Linked DNA regions of Mus musculus: region 2 is linked to region 1. Evidence: chromatin loops called from intact Hi-C (ENCODE). Cell type or tissue: left cerebral cortex. All regions are shown on one strand. Each heading gives the region's core, and the rest is flanking DNA. Links, peaks and the distances in the headings are about the cores only. Region 1 holds the start of Shh (sonic hedgehog). Region 2 overlaps Gm42243 (a long non-coding RNA gene).

Evidence for each region. Hi-C counts contacts between places; a loop is a spot of excess contacts. Peaks named below come from ENCODE experiments on the same cell type or tissue, not always from the same donor. Only the 100,000 strongest peaks of a DNase experiment are listed, where the experiment ranks them.
Region 2: a loop joins it to region 1, with 4 times the contacts of the local background. A loop is called at or near these places in 3 of 42 quality-filtered maps.

Annotation. Positions count from the first base shown.
Region 1 is chr5:28,464,874-28,476,325 of GRCm38, reverse strand. Shh (sonic hedgehog) reads left to right here and starts at 9,225. Exons shown (of 3, transcript NM_009170.3): 1 at 9,225-9,865. The coding sequence starts at 9,563. 9530036O11Rik (RIKEN cDNA 9530036O11Rik) reads right to left here and starts at 9,342. Exons shown (of 7, transcript NR_015562.2): 1 at 8,978-9,342. RefSeq lists an enhancer at 1-236. In left cerebral cortex, for the core only: a CTCF peak has its summit at 6,379; DNase peaks (open chromatin) are centred at 6,342, 6,610, 9,256 and 9,410; H3K4me3 peaks cover 841 bases; H3K27ac peaks cover 659 bases.
Region 2 is chr5:28,853,291-28,864,742 of GRCm38, reverse strand. It overlaps Gm42243 (a long non-coding RNA gene), which reads right to left. Exons shown (of 4, transcript XR_880913.2): 4 at 6,314-6,551. Among named protein-coding and RNA genes, the nearest start is that of Gm42243, 18 kb to the right of the region's middle. In left cerebral cortex, for the core only: no CTCF peak of the experiment used is centred there; DNase peaks (open chromatin) are centred at 6,171, 7,589, 7,836, 8,313 and 3 more places; H3K27ac peaks cover 677 bases.

The DNA.
Region 1 (11,452 bases), core at 1,954-9,953:
AGCCCCCTCTCAGAATGTCAGTCCATGTTAGTCCTTAGTGGGGAAGGAAATGACTTTGAGTGAGTGCTGGACAGCACCTGAACACTGGGCCCTCCTGGAAGTTCAAGTCTTAGGTTAGGAGAATTAAGTTCAAAATTAGTGCACAGCTCACTTGAGGTCCCACCTTCCGAGGCAGAGAAAAGGAATGAACCATGGCTCTCCCTGGGCCCCTAAAGCGGAGACTAAGCTAAGAATTCGGCCACATTTCCTGTCCTTTGGAGACCATGATGGCTGATGTGCTCCACCCTGAAGCATTACCTAAAGGACTCAATGTCTTCTGGAAACAAGTGGTTATTAGTTATGCTGCCTGTCGGTGGTACTAGGTCACTACAGGGGTTCCTATGTATAAAGTAGCCCCGTGTGTCTATGCCAAAAAAAAAAAAAAAGGAAAAAGGAAAAAAAGGTAAGAGGAATCTGAGGTTAACATCCATAGTTCCAGACCAGTCCAGTCTACCTAGTGAGACTCTGTCTCAGGGAAAAATAGAAAGAAAAAAAAAAGGAAGAGTCTGCCTTCTAAAGCGCCAGCTCCACAGAGCTACATGATAATTTCCAATGCTTTATCCTATTTGCTAATCAAAAAGTATGGGAAATACAGGAAGTAGAATTTTTGAAAGTAACTCAATTTCATTGAATGTCTTTATTAGCCAAGCTAAAGAAATGCCCTCTCCAAAGTCAGCTGGCTCATCCTACAGTGAGCTGCCTTTGGCCTCACATGTTTGTCATAGTAAAGCCAGATGCCAGCGGTGATCTCTTACGGCAAACTGGTTTTCTTAGTTTATTTTTGTTGAATTCTTTCCAAATAGAAACCATTGGAGTGTGCTGCACTGATAAGAAACTTTCATCAAGTGATCAATATTAATTGAACATCATCTTAGCTGGGGACTTATAAGACCAACAGACTCTTCTAGAAGTGCATAGGTATGTTGATAACAGTCTTGATGTCAGAGTGTAAGTAACAACTCTCAGCATAAAACATGGGTATAATAAATGGGTATAATAAACATGGGTATAATAAATGGGTATAATAAACAACACAGGCCCTTGGTAAATGGCCCACATACAAAAAGCCAGATGTCTGCCACCACAGGGGATAGCAGCTAGAGGTACATGGACATTGTTCAGGGCAGCAAGCAAAAGCACAGACATAACGCACCAGGAATGACCACTGCCCAAGATCCCCCCAAGGCAAAGGCAGAGAACTCCACAGCAGGAGCAGGTCTCCACCTTCAAAGGTCAAGAGTGTCGAATCTAGAATCTTTCCTCTTGAAATTAATCAAAAGCTTAGAATGAGGTTCCCAGCATCTTTTCTACATTGAGCTGGAGAAGATCCTTCCAGATCCGATCCTGGTTCTCCGATTGGGAGTCTTCCTGGAAACCTCTCAATGGCAGCTATGAGATGTACATGGTTCCACACCTTCCCTGAGACTAGAGATGCTGGGGGTCCAATGAGTCCCAACAGGAAGGTACTCTACAGACTGTCAAGGAGGGCCAAGGTTTCTGCTGTTTCTTGATGTTAAGTGCCATCTCAGTTACCAAAGCTCAGTCCTTCAAACAAAACAAACTCCACATACTTTTAGCTTTCACTCTATAGGACTCTTGTTTTAAGACGTCTACCGCACATAGCACACAGACCAAGACTGAGCATGTAGTAGGCTAGCTCAACACTCAGTGCCCTGCATGGAGGAACCAGCTGCTAGACTCAGACAGAAGCAACTTGCCTCTGGGGAACTGACACAGACTCAGCCCTGAGCAGTCAGGACACCTGAACCTCACACACCAATCATCTGAGAATAATATGAAAATAATCTGCCAGAGCTCCGCCATGACACTGGAGAGAGGAGCACCTTAGCCACAGGGACTGTCACCAGGCTCCCTGTCCATTCTCTATCCCAGCAAGTCCATGACACATGGAGGCCTGGCCATAAGAAGTGCCAACCAAAGGCCATAGGACACTCACTGCCCTGATGTGAAGACTGCTAAGGAACCCTAAACAAGGGCCTGTCCATAAGCCCTCTGGGCATGCATATAGGGAATGACTTTGATTGCTAGGTTAACTGAGATACGAAGATATGCCCACTGTAGGTGGGACCATTTCCTGGGCTTGGGTCCTGCAATGCATAAACGGAAGCAAGGGAACCCACAACAGCACTCACCTCTCTGCTTCCTGGTTGAAAATGCAGTTTGGTCCTTTGCCACCTGCCCCTGCTCTCAGTACTTCTCTACTGTGAATCAAGAAAACCTCTCCTTCAATTTGTTTTGTCGTGGCATTTTTATCCCAGCGTCAGGAAAAGGAACTAGAAACAACATCTACAGCTTCCATCTAGGCCACCAGAGAGGCTGAAGCTCTCAAAACAAGCTCACCTCTGAGGGCACCAGGGAGATGGCTCCCGTAGTGTAACCACTAAGCATCACAAAAACTCAATGTGGACATGTCTAGTCCTGAAGCCTCCGTGTCTATCGGGCACACAGTATTTTCCTTGGAAACACTCTTACGTCAGACTGGGGAGGGAGGAAGCTGAGAGCCGGGACTAAAAGTCAGCATCAAGGGCACACTGACCACAGATGGATGGTGCCCTTGGGTGAGGAGACATGCCCCTCCAGGCCAATGGTGAGGATGGAGGCTCAGAGAAAGAATAGTGACCCTGTGTGTCCAATACAGAAAGCTACAGGACAGAGCAACTGAGGAGAACCACTCTCAGACACCCCTAGTCTTCTCCTCAGAAACTCTGATTCTGGACTACTTTTTATTTGAGCCGCAAGACGCATACATTACTCTGTGGCTTATCTTTCCAAGTGCACGTCCACGCTTCCTCTTCTGTCCTAGTCCCTGCTTCCCGTCTGCTGATGCAGCCACGTGCCCCACAGATCACAATCTGGAGCTCTATGACAGGTTCTGGGGCCAGGGACCATGAGTGCTGATGTTCCTGCCATGAATTCTCTGTGGGGTCGGACAGAATATACAAACTCTGGGCCTCTGGTTCCTCCATAGGGTTGTGTGTGTTAGTAAATTGAAATTCAATCTAAGTACACGGGGCAAGAAAGTTCTGCTAACCTGAGTTCTAGGTGACATGTGACTTCAAGCCTGGACACCCTCTCTGGGGAAGACAGTCCAAAATAAAGAGCCCAGTCCCCAAAGAGGTGAGATCCCATGGTGGCTGAAGGAGGGGATTGCTGGTGAGAGACAGAGGGGAGGAGACACCCTCTCTTTGGAGAGAGCTATCTTATGCAGCATCTTCTGCACCTGTTGTCTGGCTTCCAGACCCCACCCCAGGATTTGGGTGCACACTGTGACATGACTCAGGAGCTGGTGCAACTCGGAGCAGAGCTGCACAGCATCTGCTGAAAGTGGCTCTTTCTGAAGTGAGGAACCACTTCTCAGTCAGCAGAATCCTCTACAAAATCCCCCTGCCTCAGAGGAAGAAGAGAGCCGTACCAGCCATCTGGTTTTCTGGTTGCCCAAAGCCTTCTGGAGAAACGGTCCATGAGAACATTACAGGGTAGGAAGCTCGTTGAGTCAGGTCCTAGAAGCTTGGCTAACATTGGACAACCCAAGTGTTTGCTGAGCACCTTTGGCTTCCCTTTGTGTCCTGATTCCCACCTCAGCCAACCCCTTCTCTCATTTCTCACCCTCCATACCCACCTGGCTCCATCCTGCCAGCCCTTTCTCTCCCCTTCTGTACCACAGCAGGTGCAAACCACCAACCTCACTGCTTCTGGCTCTCAACTTGGCTTTGAAGGAGGAAGGTAGGGTCCCTCTGAAGACAGCAGAAGAAAGCACTTGTCCTTCAAAAGCATGAAAAGGGTTGATGCCCCTGGAGCTCTTGAGCTACTGCTCCGGCCCTGGGCTCTAGTTTGGACAGCAGCTGGTCCCCATGTGAGAGATCAGGTTGCTCAGGACCTCGCCTGTGAGAGGTCAAAGGGTGCTATATGGTCCTCTGTGTCCAGTGTCGAAGGAAGGGGCTTAGCTCTTAGACTCCTCCAAAAAGTGGCTGCTGCCTGGGCCAGCAGCTTCTCCTGAGCTTAGGGCCACAGCTTTCTGAACTGAGGACTGGAAGAGCTCCCAGTAGGGAGAACTTCAAAGAGGCAACGGTGGAGGGGCAGGGAGGAATTGCTGGGGCCCATTCAGTCACACACAGGTCTGAGCATTTCTCTCCACAACACCATGTCAGAGATCTCAGTGACTCCTTTATCCTACCCAGAGTTCCAAGATGTTCTAGAAAGACTAGGTGTCCTAGCATGCTTCTCTGGTGCTGTGATAAACAACCCCAGGACCAAACTAAGCTTGGGAAATGAAAGAGCTTATTTGGCTTATGTCTACACAGCACAGTGCTTCATGAGGGGAAGTCAAGGCAGGAACCCAGAAGCAAAAACTGAAACAGAAGCATGGAGGAGTGCTGCTTACTGGATTGCTCCCATGGCTTGCTCAGCCTGCTTCCTTATACCCTCATGATGACCAGCCCAGGGTTAGGACACAATAAGGGTAGCCCTCCCAAGCCAATTATCAGTCAAGAAAACACACCGTAGCCTTTCCCACTGGCCAATCTCAGTTCCTCACCTGAGTATCTCTCTTTCCAGATATGTGTAGGTTTGTGTCAGGTTGACAAATATCCAACCAGCACATTAGGAATCTACATTACAACTGGTACAGATTCCAGACACAATGGGAGCCACAGTGGCTCTGGAGCCATTGTAATACCTCAACAGCCTGGAACCTGCGAAGGATGAATGGGCACAGAACAAGGCTCCGTGACACATCATGGCACTCACATGCCAGATAAATCTGGGTGCCCCATACAGAGTTGGCCCTATACCTCATACGTCAGCATCCAGTCCTCCTTGCTCTTCTTTCTGGACAGACACCTAGATGATGTAATACCCTATTGCTCAGCCTGTCTGACAGGAGGCTCTGGTCAGAGAGAATCAAAGCAGGTACTGAGGCTCCCTAAATAAGAAGGTAAGAAGTGTATAATGGTCTCTGACCTCCATTTCCCAGTGTGAGGGAGTTGAAGGCCATCCAAAGCCAGGTACCCCTTTGCACACCCTGATGCATCTGGGCGTCCAGACTTGTGCTCACTCTGGACAGAGTGGCTTTTCACAGCTTCCTGCCTTCTCCCCTGGCTTTTGCTCTACACCCCAAACCTCCCGATTTAATGTACCTCCTCACCCGCACACGGACCCCTCACTATACATGCTCTAGAAAAATATATGAAACTCATTAAGCTTACTACCAGTCCTTTGCTCTGTCTAATAAAGCCATATGTGTTGTTCCTTGCCAGGAGTGGCCATAGAATAATATGTCCAGGGACCCAGGAGCATCCAGAAGGGACTGAAGAACATCCCCAGGAGCAGAAACCTGCAGCCAAGTGGCTCCCCTCCCCTGTCCCAAGTCTTGGGGATTCCCATCAAGGGAGTCAGCAAAGCAGAAACTCTGATGTGATTGTTTGTGAGCACAGCCCTGTAGCTGTTGGCTGACATGATTTTTTTTTTCAAAGCTCCCCAGGTGATTCTAATGCTTAGGCTTAATGGATTACCTCTCCCGGGGGCATCTGCGCTTCAGCAGCTCCAAGACTGGAGGAAAGGTGGTGGCATGTTGGAGTGCCAAAGTACCTATGGTAAAGAAATGCCCAGACCTGGGTCAGAAGAACTAGCTATGGCATCCAGACCCATCCCTTGGTCCTCTGGGCCATAAGGCCACCTGCCTACACTGAGTTTCTCTTTTCAGCCACAAATGTAGCTGGTGGCCCTGTAGAGGACGGAAATCATTTGGAGACTACAAAGATTCACAGAACTGAGGCCTGAATTAAATATCCATGGCTTACACCTTACACAGGGACTACTGAAGGTTGGAGAGGGCGTGGACAAAGTATCTCACAGCCATGTGATTCTCTGGCTGTTAACACAGAAGCAGCTTTCCCAGGCTTAGGGCTTCTCCTTGGCTGTGAGGTTTTCCTCTCCCCTAGATATCACCCCAGAGAACAAAATGGAGCAAGTGAAACTCTATTTGCCAAGATTGAAAAAAAAATCAGGAAGAAAATGAAACTTAACTGGGTGATTGGATAGAATGAGATGGTGCAGAGCTGTTCTAAGGAAAAGAAATCAACTGGGAGAAAAGAAAAGAGGCCAGCAGGCAGGGCTGGGCTGGGATCCCTAGTTCAAACTGGGGAAAGGAAATTAAGGGTTGGAAAGGAAAGACAAGTGTCAGAGAGCAAGGAGGAGCCAAAGAGCCTAGTCCTGCTTCCAGGCCCTTCCAACTGGAGACTGCAGAATTTCCCCAACCGGGCAGGCCAGGGCCGAAGGCAGAGTGAGGACGCCATCTAGCGGCAGGGCCAGAAGGGGGAAGGGGCCATGCCCAGGACTATGCCTCCAGGGGTGTGGGGCAGAGTCAAAGGTTGGCCAGTGCTCCTCAGAGTGAAGGAAAGAACGCTGGACGGAAAGAAACAAGAAGAGTGAGAGCCTGCAAATGCCCAGCAGGAGGAATAGCTGAACCTACACAAATGAGAAGTAGCCTCTGGGAGTTAAATGGCTGGCCCCACCAGGCAGAGATTGTGCTCTGGAACCTCTTACAGGCACAGGGAGGGGCCCAAATGGTCTAGAGGGGAAAGCAAAGAGAGGGAGCCATCTGGTGTCTGGAGGTGGAAGGCAGCGAGTGTCTGGTGTCTGGGAAGTGGGGAGAGGGTGGGATTCCCCGGGAAGGAGGCAGAGAATAAAGGCCACATTTCTTCCTGTGGCCAGCCTCATGATCCCGTTCTCAAGACAACAAATATGAACTGTGATTGCTTTTATCCCAGCATTTCTGCAACCTGGAACAGGAAGCAAGCTGTCCCTGGGTACGAGGAAAAAAACAACAGGGTTTATAGTAAATCTTTACTTTCCTTCTAAAGATCCTTCCAGACTCCAGGAAGGCCGGCCCTTATCAGGCTCTCTTGGAATTAGCATCCATTGTCCCTAGAGATGGAGTGGGGGTGAGCAATGGGCCAGAGCAGAACCAAGTCACCTCCTTCTTCACAGCCAAAAGGGAGGTGACCATGTCTGGGCACTCCAAGGCCAGCTGTGCCCACATAGAACACTGGCAGCTTAGGGGTTTGTTTCCAAATCACATCTGCAGGTATTCCAGGTCTCCAGGTTACAGAAATGCTTGGATAAAAGCAATCACAGTTCATATTTGTTGTCTTGAGAACAGGATCATGAGCCTGACCACAGGGAGAAATGTGGCCTTTATTTTCTGCCTCCTTCCCCAGGAAATCCCACCCACTCCCCACTGCCAATCCAAAGCTGACTAGAGCTGTCTACAGTTGCATGATCCATTCACCAGTCTATATTCAAAGACATCAAGAAGAGAGTGCTGGTCAGCATACACAGAGAACAAGGAAATACTGAAGCAAAATGAGGCTCCAGGATGCTCAAGTCTTGTCTAGCCCACCACCGGCTAGTAATATGAAAGCCACATGCCAGGCAGGCCCACTCTTCTGGATCAAGAACAGTGGGTCCCCTTTGTATCCATTTTTTCTAGTTGATGGGGGATGTACACAGAGGATACAGGCTGGAGAGTCTGGCTCTTATTTGGTCTTCGTGAAGCTGGGACCAACTCCCACTAAGAATCTGTACTTGGTCCTCATAAATCAAAGGATAGAAAACTCCAGAGAGGGCAGGTGTGCGGGCTTTAGTCAACCCTTCCAAGCCTGGGATGGTGAGGCTCTGCCATACTGCCATTGAGACTCACAGTAGACAGTAGCAAGCACTTTCCTCGCCTCACACTAACTCAAAAGCAACCAAGTTTCTAAGTCCTCTGAAAACCCCACTGCCAGCTGAGCTTCAGGTTTGCTGGGCTCTCCCTGCACTGGGACAGGATCAAGAGCCAGAGGCTGGTCTCATGGGATAACACTGGAGGACTCGGTCCCTAAGCAGGTATTCCATTCCACATAAATAGTTCGCCCATCCTAGAGGAATCTTGCCTGTGAGTAGGATGGGAGAAAAGCCAGAGCAGATTTCTATGATCTATAAAAACAAAGCGTTTCACATTCTATTTTTCTGGTTCAACTAAGACTTTTCTGGAAATTTTTCTTTTTCCTGAAAGAGTGTTGGACACCCCAAGAGTAGTGACCTCTAGACAGCATATCCTCTTCTAAGATGCCCCTTATGGCCAGAACACTGTCCTCTAGATCCCTAACACCTTCAGTCTGCAGGCCCTACACCTAGCCAGCTTCTTTCCTTGAAAATTAGCTTGCAAAGCTCCTGTGAAATACAACTGTGTTAAGGAGCCTGAATTCCACATCAACTTACCCCAGCCCTGCACTTTGCTAGGATAGATTGGAAGGGGTTCTTCACGCATGCAGCCTTGCCCACTTTCAGTTGCCCCAGGCAGATCACCTCTACCCACCAAGCACACACCAGCTGCCCTCCATGCTGGGGTGCAGCACATAGACCCACTGAACCTATGTACCCCACCACATTCTGCAGACACTCTTTACCTGCCCCTCAGCTGGGATGCATCCATCCACCTGCAGAGGCTTGAATGTGGTGCAGTCAGTGAGATACAATAAAGGACAGTATTTTAGGGCACTTAAAACAGCAACTCTTTAGGTTGTGGCCACCTGTGATTATCCTCTATCTAAAGATGCTAAATATTCAGGAGATGCTCAGGTGAGCTGTTTTCACAACCCCGTGACGTCTGTCCTGTACACTCACATCTGGGGATGGGGTGTAAATAAGGCAAACAGGAGGGAGGCAGCGTTGCCCTCAAACAATTGAGAGGCTGTTTTATGGTCAAAGCTTGTGGGGGGGGGGGGAGCATCTGGACTGTCCTTTAAAAACTTATGCTGGCTTTAACCAAAGCATCTTCCATTTAGAGAAAGTAAGGGGGAAGCAGCCCTGAGCACAAAGCAGGCAGTGCGGGGTATTTTTCCAATAAACAGGCCTCCTCCCTCCCACCCACCTTTACCTTAGTAAAGACTTTCTTTCTTTCTTTCTTTCTTTCTTTCTTTCTTTCTTTCTTTCTTTCTTTCTTTCTTTCTCTCTTTCTTTCTTTTTTAAACTGGAAGCCTTCAGGTGAAAATAAAGCCACAGCAGCCAGAGGGGGGAGAAATGTAGTCTTTCTCAGGGTTAACATCAGAAGACAAGCTTGTGCGGCTTGGCCAATCAGATGCGCCCCTGCCAGCTATAATATAGTGCGAAAGGCAGCCTGTCTCACAAGCTCTCCAGCCTTGCTACCATTTAAAATCAGGCTCTTTTTGTCTTTTAATTGCTGTCTCGAGACCCAACTCCGATGTGTTCCGTTACCAGCGACCGGCAGCCTGCCATCGCAGCCCCAGTCTGGGTGGGGATCGGAGACAAGTCCCCTGCAGCAGCGGCAGGCAAGGTTATATAGGAAGAGAAAGAGCCAGGCAGCGCCAGAGGGAACGAACGAGCCGAGCGAGGAAGGGAGAGCCGAGCGCAAGGAGGAGCGCACACGCACACACCCGCGCGTACCCGCTCGCGCACAGACAGCGCGGGGACAGCTCACAAGTCCTCAGGTTCCGCGGACGAGATGCTGCTGCTGCTGGCCAGATGTTTTCTGGTGATCCTTGCTTCCTCGCTGCTGGTGTGCCCCGGGCTGGCCTGTGGGCCCGGCAGGGGGTTTGGAAAGAGGCGGCACCCCAAAAAGCTGACCCCTTTAGCCTACAAGCAGTTTATTCCCAACGTAGCCGAGAAGACCCTAGGGGCCAGCGGCAGATATGAAGGGAAGATCACAAGAAACTCCGAACGATTTAAGGAACTCACCCCCAATTACAACCCCGACATCATATTTAAGGATGAGGAAAACACGGGAGCAGACCGGCTGATGACTCAGGTAGAGACCCATTGCGGGTGGGAAACAGACTCCTTCCCGGGAGGGGGGGGGGGTGCGTGTGACCAAGCAGTCAGCCCTGCTCTGTTTGCTCTTTGGGCAGGTAGGAAGGCGGCTTGCTCTCTCCTTCCCCACCCACCTGCCCACCTAGCACTCCTCTTCCGGGAGGAAAAAGGAGGTGAAGGGTCCAGCAGGAAGTTTAGGGTTTGCTGGAATGGGGCACCAGAAGATGGGGTTCTCTATCTTATTAGTCTCATTTTATTAGTCTCATTTAATTAGTCTCCCGGGACGACCTCCTCTAACTACCTGTATTCTAGCTTGAAACTTAGAAAGACCTTTACTCTGAGGGAGTCTGCCCTTTCCAAGTGGAGGCAGAAAATGGAGGGAGAGGGGATGCCCCTATACACTTCAAAGGGCCTCCAGGTCACTGCAAACATAGCCTGGAGCATTTCGTCCCCTAGCTCCTACCTTTTCCTTTTCTGTGTTTTTCTCCCAAGACCACCCCACCCTTTACCCCACCACCACCAAAGAACTGTAACTGAGAAAGCCTGGGGGCAGTTCTGACAAAAGGCAGGAGCTCCAGAGGCGCCCGTCTTGTCCCCACTGTATCGCGTAGCCTGACTGCGATCCCATCGTCCTCAATTGTGCCGGTCAGAGAATGTATTGATATTTCTTTAAGGATGCTCCTCATTTCTCCAGAGCCCGCGGTACCTTAGGGGAGGGACTTGGAACTTGCTGGCTTTGCAATCGCTTTAATTTTTAACCTGCTTGCATAAGAATTAAAAGCGAATAAATATTCGGCGACGAGGGTGGATGGACAGACGGCAAAGCAAAGCACGAGCCTCTCTTCCCATCCCACCTCCTTTGAGATTTCCAGGCTGCCAATCTCCCAGCCAAATCGAGACTTTCTGAAACTCCATGCACGTATGACTGGAGCTGGAAATGGGTTTCCTTGCAAATATAGGTCAGCATCCTTTTTACTGCCCTATTAAAATATTCAAGTCCTACCTTTAGGGCTAGGTGCGCCGAGCGGCTGGCGGAGCGGCGCTGGCGGGGCGCAAGTGCAGGGGGCGGGGGCTGGAGAAAACAAGAGTGGAACAGCCCGCGCGACGCGACGCGCATCTCGCCACCGGGTACCTGCTGTATGGGAAGCCTAGGAGACTAGCCTTAGGGTGGCGGGCCAGAACTGGAGCAAAGAGGAATCGTGGAGACTGAATACAGGGCTGTTCTCCCTCCATCTTCTCCCTCCATCTCCCTCATCTGCTCCCGACCACCTTAAATCTGGACCGCGAGTGTGGGCGCGCGCGCGCGGGGGAGCCGGAGAGCTGCGCGAGCTACAGTTAACTCTGCGCGGACCGCGGGGCGCCCGACTGGTGTGGCTTGAAGGAGCGAGTTCTCTCTCTGGCTCCGGGCACCCATCCCCTGGTTGGGTGCCCCGGGGGGGGGGGGGCGTCTCAGGATGAGGAGGTCCTTGGAAAGGTGTGAGGAGGTAAAAGATTACTGATGCAAAGAGGCCAGGCGTGGACACGTAGGGTACCTCAGCCCGGATGGGTCTGCAGGGGGGTCTTCGGCGGTCTGGCTCCGGTGCCC
Region 2 (11,452 bases), core at 1,633-9,632, 390 kb before region 1:
CTACACATTAGCAGTTCTTGCAAGAAGCCTTCCTGTGACAGCTGAGCCTTTGCAAGGCTGCTAGTGACTGGAGTACCATGACACACTGTCCAGGTTGTCAGAAGATCACCCACAGACCCCTTTGTGTTATTCTCAAGGCCACTGTCTCTCTTGTATGACCATGGTGGGACCCACAACTACTCATCATCATCCCTACAGGTAGAGGATACATGGTGAGGGCAGGCAGGACTTTGACATTTGATGTAGATATCACCATAGGGGGATAGACACCTCAGCTCCTCATTTGAGCTTTGCTTGGAACCAGAATTATGGGGTGGAGGTAGAACACATGGAGAGGAATAAAGCACATGGAGAGAGATGGAGCACATGGAGAGAGGATTTGTGATTTGGATTTCTGTTGCAGGTGTAGGGCAAGAACCCTGGAGGAAGCTAGAGACCACCTGCAGGGTACACTCAAATCCTCTGTTGTGTTGGTATAGAGTGGTCTCCAAGGACCCAGTAATGGGAGGAGGATACATTCATTTCTTTTTCTCTAAATGTTGTGTTCATACTTTTACTGAAGTGCTTTTATGCAACCATATTAAATGATCTCAACTCTTGATTTAGCAGGCATAAATTAATGGTGTTATGGTACAGAAACATAAATATGTGGGAAGTATGCACTTGCACACAAGAACATTGTTTACACAATGTTTTTAACAGTGAAAATGTAAAACAAATTTGCACATGGGTTTCTAAGAACCTGTACAGCATACAAAATTATTAGCATTTGAATCAAGCCAGGCCAAAGGACAGAGCATAAGAGAACCTGCTCTCTGCTTGTTTGGGGCCAGTTTCATTAGCCTTCCTGGGTTGGTTAATCACATCCCAGATGATGCTCTGAGATGCACTGTCTCTAAACTCAGACACATGAAAATGTTTGTCTCCTTTGGGATTTGACAATGCCCTATCAGCATAGATGTTAGTTGAGCACTTAACACACATTAAATGGCATATTTTCTTAAAAATTACATTTTATTTTAAATTGCAGTCAGAAAATAGAATTAAGTTGAGGATGTGTGTGTAGGTAGATTTAGTGACAGATTTCATTTAAGGCTATAACAAAGACACAGATAAATATTTCACAGAGGGACAGTAGGGTGGGCTGTGTAATAGTCGCTATTTTGAGTGTGGGTTCTTGACTGATTAATGACATCAAAGTTTTACATTGTTGTTCTAACCCCTAATACCTTAGAATGTGGCATTTCTTGGAAATAGCTTCATTGGAAGATGGGAAGTTAAATTAAGATGGGGTCGTTAGCACAGGCTGGAGCAGTGTGATGGCGCATCTCTTTATTTGTTACTTTTCTAAAACACCACAGCCGTGCACACTTATAGAAAGAAGGAGTCATTGGGCTTATGCTTCCAGAGGGTTAAGAGTCTGTCACCATCATGGCTAGGAGGAGTGGCAGAAGGCAGGTATGGTGACTGGAACAGCAAGCTAAGTGCTTACACCTTTCACCACAGGCACCAGCGTGACCTTGAAATGGTCTTTAAACTCTCAAAGGCCACCCTCAATGGTAGACTGGCTTCAGCAAGGCCTAACCTCTGCAAGTAGAGCCAGCAACTGTGACTAAGCAGTCAAAGACCCAAAATCCTGGGGACATCATATTCAAACTACCACAGCTCTTGAGGGAAACTTAGACACAGATAGGCAAACAGGGACAACACCACATGACAATGAAGACAGGTACTGGCTGGCCATCCTACAAGTCACAGAGCACCAGAAGCTACCAGTGCCATAGCAGTTGGTAAACCAGGGCCAGGTCCACCTTCACAACCTCAACAGAAGCTGGCTCTGCCACCCTGGAGCTGAAACTGTGCCCTTAGAAACTATTATCAGCCAGTGAGTGACACTGTGCCTCAGCCACCCTTGGAGGCCAGGACTACTTCTACATGGAGACTCATACTCGCCCTCACACCTCTTTGTGAAACCTCTTGGTTCCATGGCTTCTTGGGGTACAGAGGGTGTTGGGAATGCACCCTTAAGTTGCATCAGGATCACAGGTGTTCCTGGCTCAGCTTCTCCCTCATATCAGCCATCTTTCCCCACCATTGCCCTGCCTGGGACCGCCTACTCTTCCCTAGCTAGCATGTCTGTATTTGTCTTTGAAGTTCAGGTTGAAAGCCATGGTTTCTTTCAGGCATTTCCCCCGAGTTTCCAGTTACCCTCACTGACCTCTCCCAGAAGCTAGCAGATGGATTTTTTTCTATAGCTTTTCCTACTCTGCCTATTCCTGCTCCCCACCAGCCACTTCCCTGTATGCTTGTCTCTTCCATGGATTCCTGTCTCAGCAGGCAGCCCTGAGCTCTAGTACATTCCTATGTTTCTGTGAGGTCTGAACTAATTACACTCACTACTTACACTTGCTGTCTTCAGGAAACTCACTTGAATAGAACTTTTTTTTTTAAACTTCTCTGGAGTCTGATACTCTTTAAATATTGCATGGATCGTTCAGGTCATTCAGCTTTTCCTCCACTGAAGCATGCTGGCGTCTTCCAGGCTAAGAGGTATGTAGTCTCTGAGTGACACCACCTTTGAGCAATATGGACCATGGCAGTAACATTCTAATCACCTCTGCATCCTCTGCATCATCCCTGCATTTGGAAGTTACTTGGTAGTTTAGAACTAGAATCGAGTCCCTCAAAGTCCAAAATGCAAGTAAGCCACAGGGGACAAAGACACCCTGGAAAAGGACAGTAGAGACACAGAAGGTCTTCACCCTGGACCAGAGGGCTACCTGGATGGCGATGCAAGCACTGGTGATCCTCATCTAGGGTGGTCTGTAATGGTAAAAGAACTGTCATATCACCGTAAATGGGGTTGTTTGTTACTGCAGCATAGCAGTAACTAGTCAATTCTTGCTTTCCTATTTTCTGAGCTTCGGTTTAGCTTAGCTTCTAAGCTTTAGGATGACTTCTGCTATATGTATTTTACAAGAAGATGGATCCATGGATTATTTTAAGCTTCTCAAATTAAGTAAAATACTGTTCTCAGTAGTGCCATAAAAGCTGAATTAAGAAGAATGCTGTAACCAACCCAGCCCTCCTGGTGTTACAGATACTTGTAGCATCTGCTGAGGTGTTTTCAATGCAAGAATGCAGTATCTTACTGTGGCACAACTCTAATCTGTTGAAAGTTCCACGCTGAGTGACGTAGCTGATGGTTTCACAAGAACAGGGCCTTAGCATCAGACAAAGACATGGCCCGTGCATTTGTTTTCTATGGCTGTATAACAAATTATTGCTACATCAGGTGTTGAGGACAGTTCATCTGTGTGGTGTCACTACTCCTGCAGGCCAGCAGGTCCCAGTCAAACGAGCTGTTACTCTGCTGGGACCCCAGGAGCCACACAACCAAGGATGTGCCTAAGCTCCTATGCCTTTCGGCAGAGTTCCTCTTCTCCCAGCTGTAAAACTCAAGTCCTTGCCTCTCTGCATCCAGCTTGAGAGAGAATCCCAGGCTGTGTCTGGACTCACCTGGAGAGGTTGGAGGCCCCAGGCAGTCTGCATTCGGACTGATGGAAAGCCTGCTCACTGGGGACTCCAATTACATCTTTGAAATCCCTTAGCTTGCTGCAGACACAACCTAATTTTGAGACTAGTTTTATTACTAGTTTGGTGGGCTGCAGTTCTGTACAGGTCTGTATACCTGAGCAAGGCGACATGTTCCCTCATTGCACCCTAACCAGCATACCTGCTCTCAGGATCCAGCTCTGGAGTGCAGCCATGTGCAGTTTGTTGCATTTCCTAAACAAGGACAGGTGAGTAGCCATTCTCACACTGTGAGTGATAAGCATCAGCCCAGTTCTGTGTCAGTGGAGGTTGGATCTTCCTTAGGATTCTGCCAAACATTTCTGCTTAGCCGAACAGAATCACAGGACTTAGGTCTATCCTTGCAAAACTTGGTGGATGTTTGTCATATTTGGCCACCCCAGTTCTCTGGTCTGTTTACTATGGGCTCCTTGTTCATTCCTGTAGATCAGACACATCAAGACTGAAGTGCACACCGCTTTGAGAGAGAAGGGCTTCATATAGCTTGCTTGGGCTCTGTAGGAAGGCCAGAGGTGTGGGAAGTCCATGGAGCCACACCCCTGAACTTTAGCAAATGGGCCTGGTTAAACCCAGGTATTATTAGAGTGGGCTGCTGAGTGACTTATTCACACCATAAGCAGGTCATTGCAAGGCTCTGATACTATACAATAAGATGTCCAGATGACAATGGATGAGGAACATGGAAGGAGGCCTTCTGGGTGGGTGGCAGAGGTAGGCACATCACTCTGTGACATCATGGTACTGTGTGCCCAGACAGGTTGGTGCTGATCTGATCTCCCAGAGCGTATCTAGCTCTATAGGCTCCCAAGGGCAGCTCAACGTGTTCATCTTTGAGAAAGGAGGGTGGGCCTCACAGAGTGAGGCAGTACTGACTGGCTCTGGTGGGGGTATGGAGAGCAGGGCGGTATGTGCTGGCTGTCAGGGAGGCCTTTTATAGGATTCTCAATGTTTCCTTTATCTTGAGGAATAGTATTCCAAGTCCCTGTACAAAAGCAGAAAGCTCCGGTTGCCATGGCAACAGCCAATCTAAGGAAGCTGTGACCTACATCATGACTGAGAAAAATAGTACCTTGTCTGTGTCATCTCAGCCACTGCTTCCCGGATCAGGCGAGGCTGCATCTGTCACCTAGAGTGAACCCTCTCACCTCAGGAGAAGAGAAGCCACACTACATGCTGCAGAAACTTCGGGGGAACAACACAGGTCATAGAAAATTGTTGGTGCAGAATTGCAGACCCAGTGGAGATGGTTGGGCTCTGCTCTATAGGAACCAAGATTCGGCAGAGGGCCCTGTCAAGTCCCAGAGAGGCATGGATGGGCTGCTGGAAAGGGGGACTGCAACACAGGCCCTGGGGAGGTATAAGCCACCTGCTTGCCAACTCTCACAGTGTTCCTGCTACTCACAGTACACATGCCACGCACACACTGCACAGCATGTGCACAGCACATATGTACACACACACACACACACACACACCATGAAGACACCATATACATGCACACATACCAGGCTCATACATCACATATCATATATAGGTACTAAAAACATGCATATATCACACACACTGTGCATACCACACATGCTATACATAACACACACACCATCACTGTGTTGTACACATATACTGCACATCTCACCCCATATGTATATAATAAAACTGTTAATGCTACCCACTATGTACAATTTCATAGACACATGTTACATTGCACAGCCTTATATACCGTCCCCTATACAAACACACTACCTCTGTGTGCACACACTGTATACACACACACATACACACACACACACACACACACACACACACACACACACACCATGATCCCTCTTTAGAAAGCTTTGATATTACAGTGATGAATTGATATGTCAGTTCTAGTTAAGTTTTCAACAGAATGATTAGATTTTTGCTCTAGCCAGAAATATTGAGGGGAAGATGCCAATGTGCCAAGAAAGCTCTCTGTGGGTGTGGCCTCCAACAAGTCTGCCAGTGTGCAGTGAGAGGAGTGGAGAAGGACGCAAGCTAGCTCTCCCTCCCTGCATCCCCACTTCTGACAGCCTGAACCTTATAGCCTCCTTATAGAGAGTCTTATGTCCTCTCCTTGGCTTTAAGTGGTGACCTCCTCTAATTGCCAGGGCTTGGAAACTGGCCAGATACATAATGCTACACCGTGAAATGGATGTGTCCCCAGTTGTCTCTGCTATCCCTTTTTTCCTCATCCAGAACATTCAGGTGTCTGGGAGACAATTGAGGACAAGTGGGGACACAGATGGAATCTTGAGGCCTTTGAGGGGTGATGCTAAAATTGCCTCTGGAGGCCACCTGGGAGTCTGACTTTGAGTTGGCAGCACTTTCAATTCACACTGTACTCAGTGCAGTGTCAACATTGATGGCATGGCAGCACAGGCTCCATGTATGACCCACCAGCCAGGAAGACTGCCATCATTCTCAGAAGGATGCCCAGGACCCACATCCTTAGAAGAATCAAGCCAAAGTATTTGTCAGTGTCTTCAGCCCGGTGCACAGTCCTCACGGTGTCAGAAGTGGCACTTGACCCAGCATGCTGTGCTTTGGGCTGATGCTCTGAGCCTACACAGCTGCTTCACTCTCTTTTATTTCCCTCCTCCAGCAGCAGGCTGGAAAGCTTGGGACTCAGCATAAAAATAGAAACACTGTCTCCAATTATTTTCTTGTTATTTCCAAAGTAATGAGAGCCTGGGTTTAGTTTTTCCACCTAGCCGGTCTGAAGCTGGCACAGCTTCTCCGCTGGGCTGCTCCATAGATTCTGTCCAGCCCTTCCACCACAGTCCTTTTCCTTTGACCAGCAGGTGAGGTCTCTGGGCTGGAGGCCATTCTTTCTCCCCTGTTGGAGGCTCACCTCTCTGGTGTTCTTCCTTTAGAGTTCCACAGAGACAGGAGCTAACATCAAAGTCCCCGGTGATCCAATCTCATACGTGCCTCTGATAAGGAAATGAAAGTTGTATCACAGACTTGGCAATATTCCTTTTGGTGGTAGGGGATGGAGAGGTAGGAAGCAAAAGGCAGAGAGAGAATTGTGGACTCTGCTCTTGCTGCCTCTGGCAGGCTGTAACAAAACTCAAAAGGAGCAAAGCTTCCTCCTTACCCCGGCTGCTAATCTCATACCCACTGCCCAAAGAGGCCGGCCTGCAGTGGACTCAAGGGAAACAGCCTCCTTGAAGGACCCCATTCTTCTGGGATGTTATCACTAAAACTGTCAAGAGAAAATGAGTGTCAAAGACTAGGAAAAGGAGAGCCCTTTGTATAGTCAGCTGAAGCCTGCTGCCAAGACTTTAACTTCTAATTTTCTTTTCCTTTTATTTTGTCAACGTCTTCTGTTTTCTAGATATACACAAACACAGTCAGGTAGTGAGTCCACAGTGTCAGTATTGGGGTCTGGGCAGTGCTGGAGTGCTCTCTGCCAGGGATCTGACATCATGTATCCCTACATGGGTCAGTGGGGCTCTACAAAAGAAGAAGTGTTGGAAAAAGTCTAACCCTATCTCCCATGAGGTCTGTATCAGAGACAGGGAGTTGAGAGTGATTGACCCATAGCTTGAGAGGCTGTGTAACCGTTATCCACGCCAGTTCAATGACAAGCAGGGTAGGTCCCATTCTCACTGTGCAGGGATCACCCTGGGAAACAAAAATGATGAGAGGCTTCATTTGTAGTCTGGTTTCTGTCACCAAGATGGCATGGGCTCTGATCACTGAGACAAGGGATCACACAGGGAGACTCCTAGCATGTATGTGGCTAGGGCAGGTTATGTGACAATGGCAGCTGTCTGCCCCACAGGCTGTTATGGGATGGAATACTTTCATACTGAATGTGTATAGAACATGCCAAGAGCCAGCCAAGACTCTATAAATGGCACTTGTGGACACCACAGCAGATCTTCCTTCCCCTGAGCCTTGGCAGTCTTGCTACCATCACTGTTAGTGTGGCTTCTGGCTGTGGCTATGTTACTGGGTCAGCATGGGTGTTAGCATCTGTTTTCTGGAAGTGTGAAATCCAGCTCAGTGGTGGAGTAGGTACAGATATTCTTGGTCTACTGTTTTCATTAGCTTCTAGGCATTGGAGACACCACAGAGAAGAGTGGAGCCTGCATCCTGTGTCTCTCTCCAGCATTTTATCTGCTGTGATGCCCCCTGTCTCTTCCTTTATGTGCACTTCCATCCTGGAACATTTTTCTGAAGATCTTCCTATTCCCAGGCTCTTGTGTATGATGGGAGGAGTGACTTGGGTGTCTGAGTAGCAACAGGGATTCTCCTAGCAACACGTTGATTCTGGTGACTAGCAACTTCTGGGGCCCACACATAGACAGTCTTTTTCTTTGGGAACATATTGCTAGGCCCCATGAAGACCTGTTCTGTAGATGAAGCCTTCTCCTGGTGTCCTGTTGCCACGTGTGGGATGTCTCCATTTGTGAAGTCCTGAGCCCTATATATGGAGCCCTTACCCATTGCATGTCCATTTAGGAAGTCCTGAGCCCTGCACACCGAGCCCTGCACTGATTGCCTGTTCTTCCTATGCTTTTTGGTTGGGATGTGCCATATCCCAAGTCCTGGTCGGTAGTTGGCATTCTGATGCGGTTTGTAATCAGGCTATGGCTCCACTCATTACTGGCTCTTGAAGGGATTCTTTAGATTCAGCAAGAACAGCCCCACAGTCAGTGACTGCTCATTCCTCCCACTCTGTCCAACAGTCCAGCAACAGGGAAGCAACCATTTGCATTCCAGTGCCTGTGACAGAAGCAAACTGTCAGTCAGCGTCACCTGCCCAAATTTCTCTGTTCTCCTAAGCCAGGCTGCACCTGAGTATCTTGGAACTCCAGAGCTCTAAAAGATATTGGACACTTTCACCCTAGTCTGCCTCTGCAGCATAGGCATAGTCAGACAAGAGAAAGAGTGAGAAGAGCCACATGCAGTTACATAATTTAAACCAACTGGAGATAGAAAGAACATGTCACAATTCAGTTAAAAATGCCATGCAGTGTGTGTGTGTGTGTGTGTGTGTGTATGTATGTGTGTAGATCCAGCCAAAGAAAAATATTCAACATTTTAAAGAGACACCAGAAGAGCATATGGGATAAAAAAATACATTCCACAAAGTCTTCTGTGATTTTAAAAAATTATTAGTATTTTTTTGTGCACTGATGTTTTTCTGTGTGTATATCTGTCTATCACATGCGAGTTTGGTGTCCGCAGAGGCCAGAAGAGGGCATTTGGTACCCTGGAACTAGAGTGGTGAGTTGCCATATGGATGCTGGAAATTGAACCAAGGTCTTCTAAAAGACCATCCAGTACTCTTAACTGTCAATCAATACCAATACTTAAAGGCCTTGCTTGCCCTGTTGGATCTTGTCTCTGCCTTCCAAATTGTTTTTTCTTTCCCCTCCATCTACCTCTTAGTATCATGTAGCCAAGACTGGCCTTGAATTTCTGATCCACTTGTTTCTACTTTCTGAGTTATAGGATTACAGGTGTGTATTACTATGTCCAGTTTATGAAGTATTGGGAACCAAACCCAGGCTATTCTAGGTAAGCATGCCTCAAACGTATATTCTCAACCCTACTGCCTTCTAGTTTCTCCATTTCTGAATAGAATGTTGATCTTATGCCTGACTGGTGCTGGATTTTGGACGTATATAACTAGCTTGTTTTCACAGCTGGAGCAAAGTTTGTATCAGACCCATCACACCTGGAATTCCTCCCTATATCAGCCAATCTGGTGTTTAATTAAGACTTTGACCAGCCTTGAAAAGCTGATCCTGGACATACTTAAGACTTTGGATTCATTCATTTTGCATGTAAGGACTGCATTTTGAGGGATCCAGGAAAGAATGCTGTAGCTTGAAGTTTAGGTGCTGAAATCTGGCCCCCAGTATGCTGATACTAAGAGATGGGGCATCTGAGAAACGTGTAGGCCACAGGGTGGGGCTCTCATGCATGAGGTTGGTGGCCTTATGAAAGGACACAGGGTGTATTTGTTCCCTTTGTTCTTAAACCTTAGACTCTAGTCTCTCCTCCTTCCTGGATCCCATCTGCTGCATCTCCCCTTAGATATGCATGGCCTTTCCATGCTGGTCACAGACAGATGCCCCTGTAAGACTCCCCGTGCTCCATCCACATCCTGATCTACTTACCATTTCTCCAGCTGCCGCCGATGTATGCTCGTTCTCACTTCTGTAGCACTTCACAGATGCTTCCCCCAGCCACCAACATGCCAGCCCTGCCCCACTCTACCACCTTCTTATCCCAGTCTAATTAGCTATCCATTTTTCTACCATCCCAGAAAAGTTTCACCAAAAGTCTCCAAGGGTCCCACCCCAGTAAGTCCCCTGGTCAACAATGGAGTCCCTTCCTCCATGACAAAGTCTCCTTGATGGTTCCTTTTTATCTTTTGGAACCTAAAAATCTTGTGTAGGGCTGTCTTTGGTGCAGTTTTCTGCACCTTTATGCTCTCAGAGATTCTACTGAGGTTTAGCTTTGCTCCTGTATATGTTGAATCACATCCTGAGCCCACACATTTACTGGTGTCAAGGCCACTCATTGTCTGGATTCCTAGTCCCTGTACCAATGGTTTGCTCTGAAATCCTGATACAGCAAAAACCTGAGCCCTGCCCCTCTGCTACTCTCCTCCTTCTACTTCTCCACCAACCACCAACTCTGAGCATGGGCCTGAGCAACATAAAGAACACAGTGCATCCTACTGGTCCTGCTGGGGCTCAAGGAAGACCTATGCACCAGCATTGCCAATGATGAAATTATTTTTGGTAGAGGCAGTGCAGGGCCCAGACATCTCCATTTTTCAGGTCCCATCTCGGAGCCATTCTTGACTTCTGCCCATTCTGCTGCAGCTGGATCACCTGCAGATATTGCAGGCTCCATCTTCAGAGCCTCTGTCTGTCTTTCAGCAGCTGGAGTCTCGGCAGACGTTGTTGTGTGTGCCCATTCTTTTGCTCCTGACTTGTTCTCTTGGGATAAGCTCATATTTATTGGGCTCTTGTTTTCCAAGGTCTGATGTGAAGTTAGGCTCCTTTGATTCTTCAGAAGCTGGGATCCAACTGAACACAGAGAAGCTTAAAGCAAGGTCTCAATTTGAGGTGCCATGAACCACTAGGCCACGTGTTTTCCTAACCACTTCACCTGAAGACCTCCAGTGAGGACTTCCGAGGGAGATACTCTATAATCTACACTCCATCCTTGCCTTGAACTTTGGACCCCTAAGAGGCCATGAGAGCAAATGTCAAGTCAATCTAGCTTGTCCAATCTCAAAAGGAAATTGGCTTCTGTCTTATTCCTCTTCTCTGTTAGTACTGACAGGCATGTCCACTGACCCATCACTGCACCGCTGCTAGATCCTGTGCAAGACCCTCTTCTGCCACTGTAGAACTGAGAGAAAGATGTGTGTGTGTATTTTTCATAAAAATATATATATATATATATTTATAAAGATATATGAATCACATATTGTGTATACTGGTTGATTTTTATTTTTTACCTGTCAACTTGACAACCTAGAATCATCTAGGGAGAATATTAATGAGGAGTTATCTATATCAGGTTGGCCTGCCAGTGTTTCTGTTGGGGATTGTGTATAACTGATCTAGGACAGCTGGTTCTCAACCTATGGGTCATGACCCCTTTGGTGGTTAAACGACCCTTTCATAACGGTCCCATATCAGATATCCTGGATATCAGGTATTTAATATATTTACATTACTATTCATAACAGTAACAAATCACAGTTATGAAGTAGTGACGAGATAATTTTATAGTTAGGTGTCACCCCAACTTGAGGAGCTGTATTAAAGGGTTGCAGCATTAAGAAGGTTGAGAT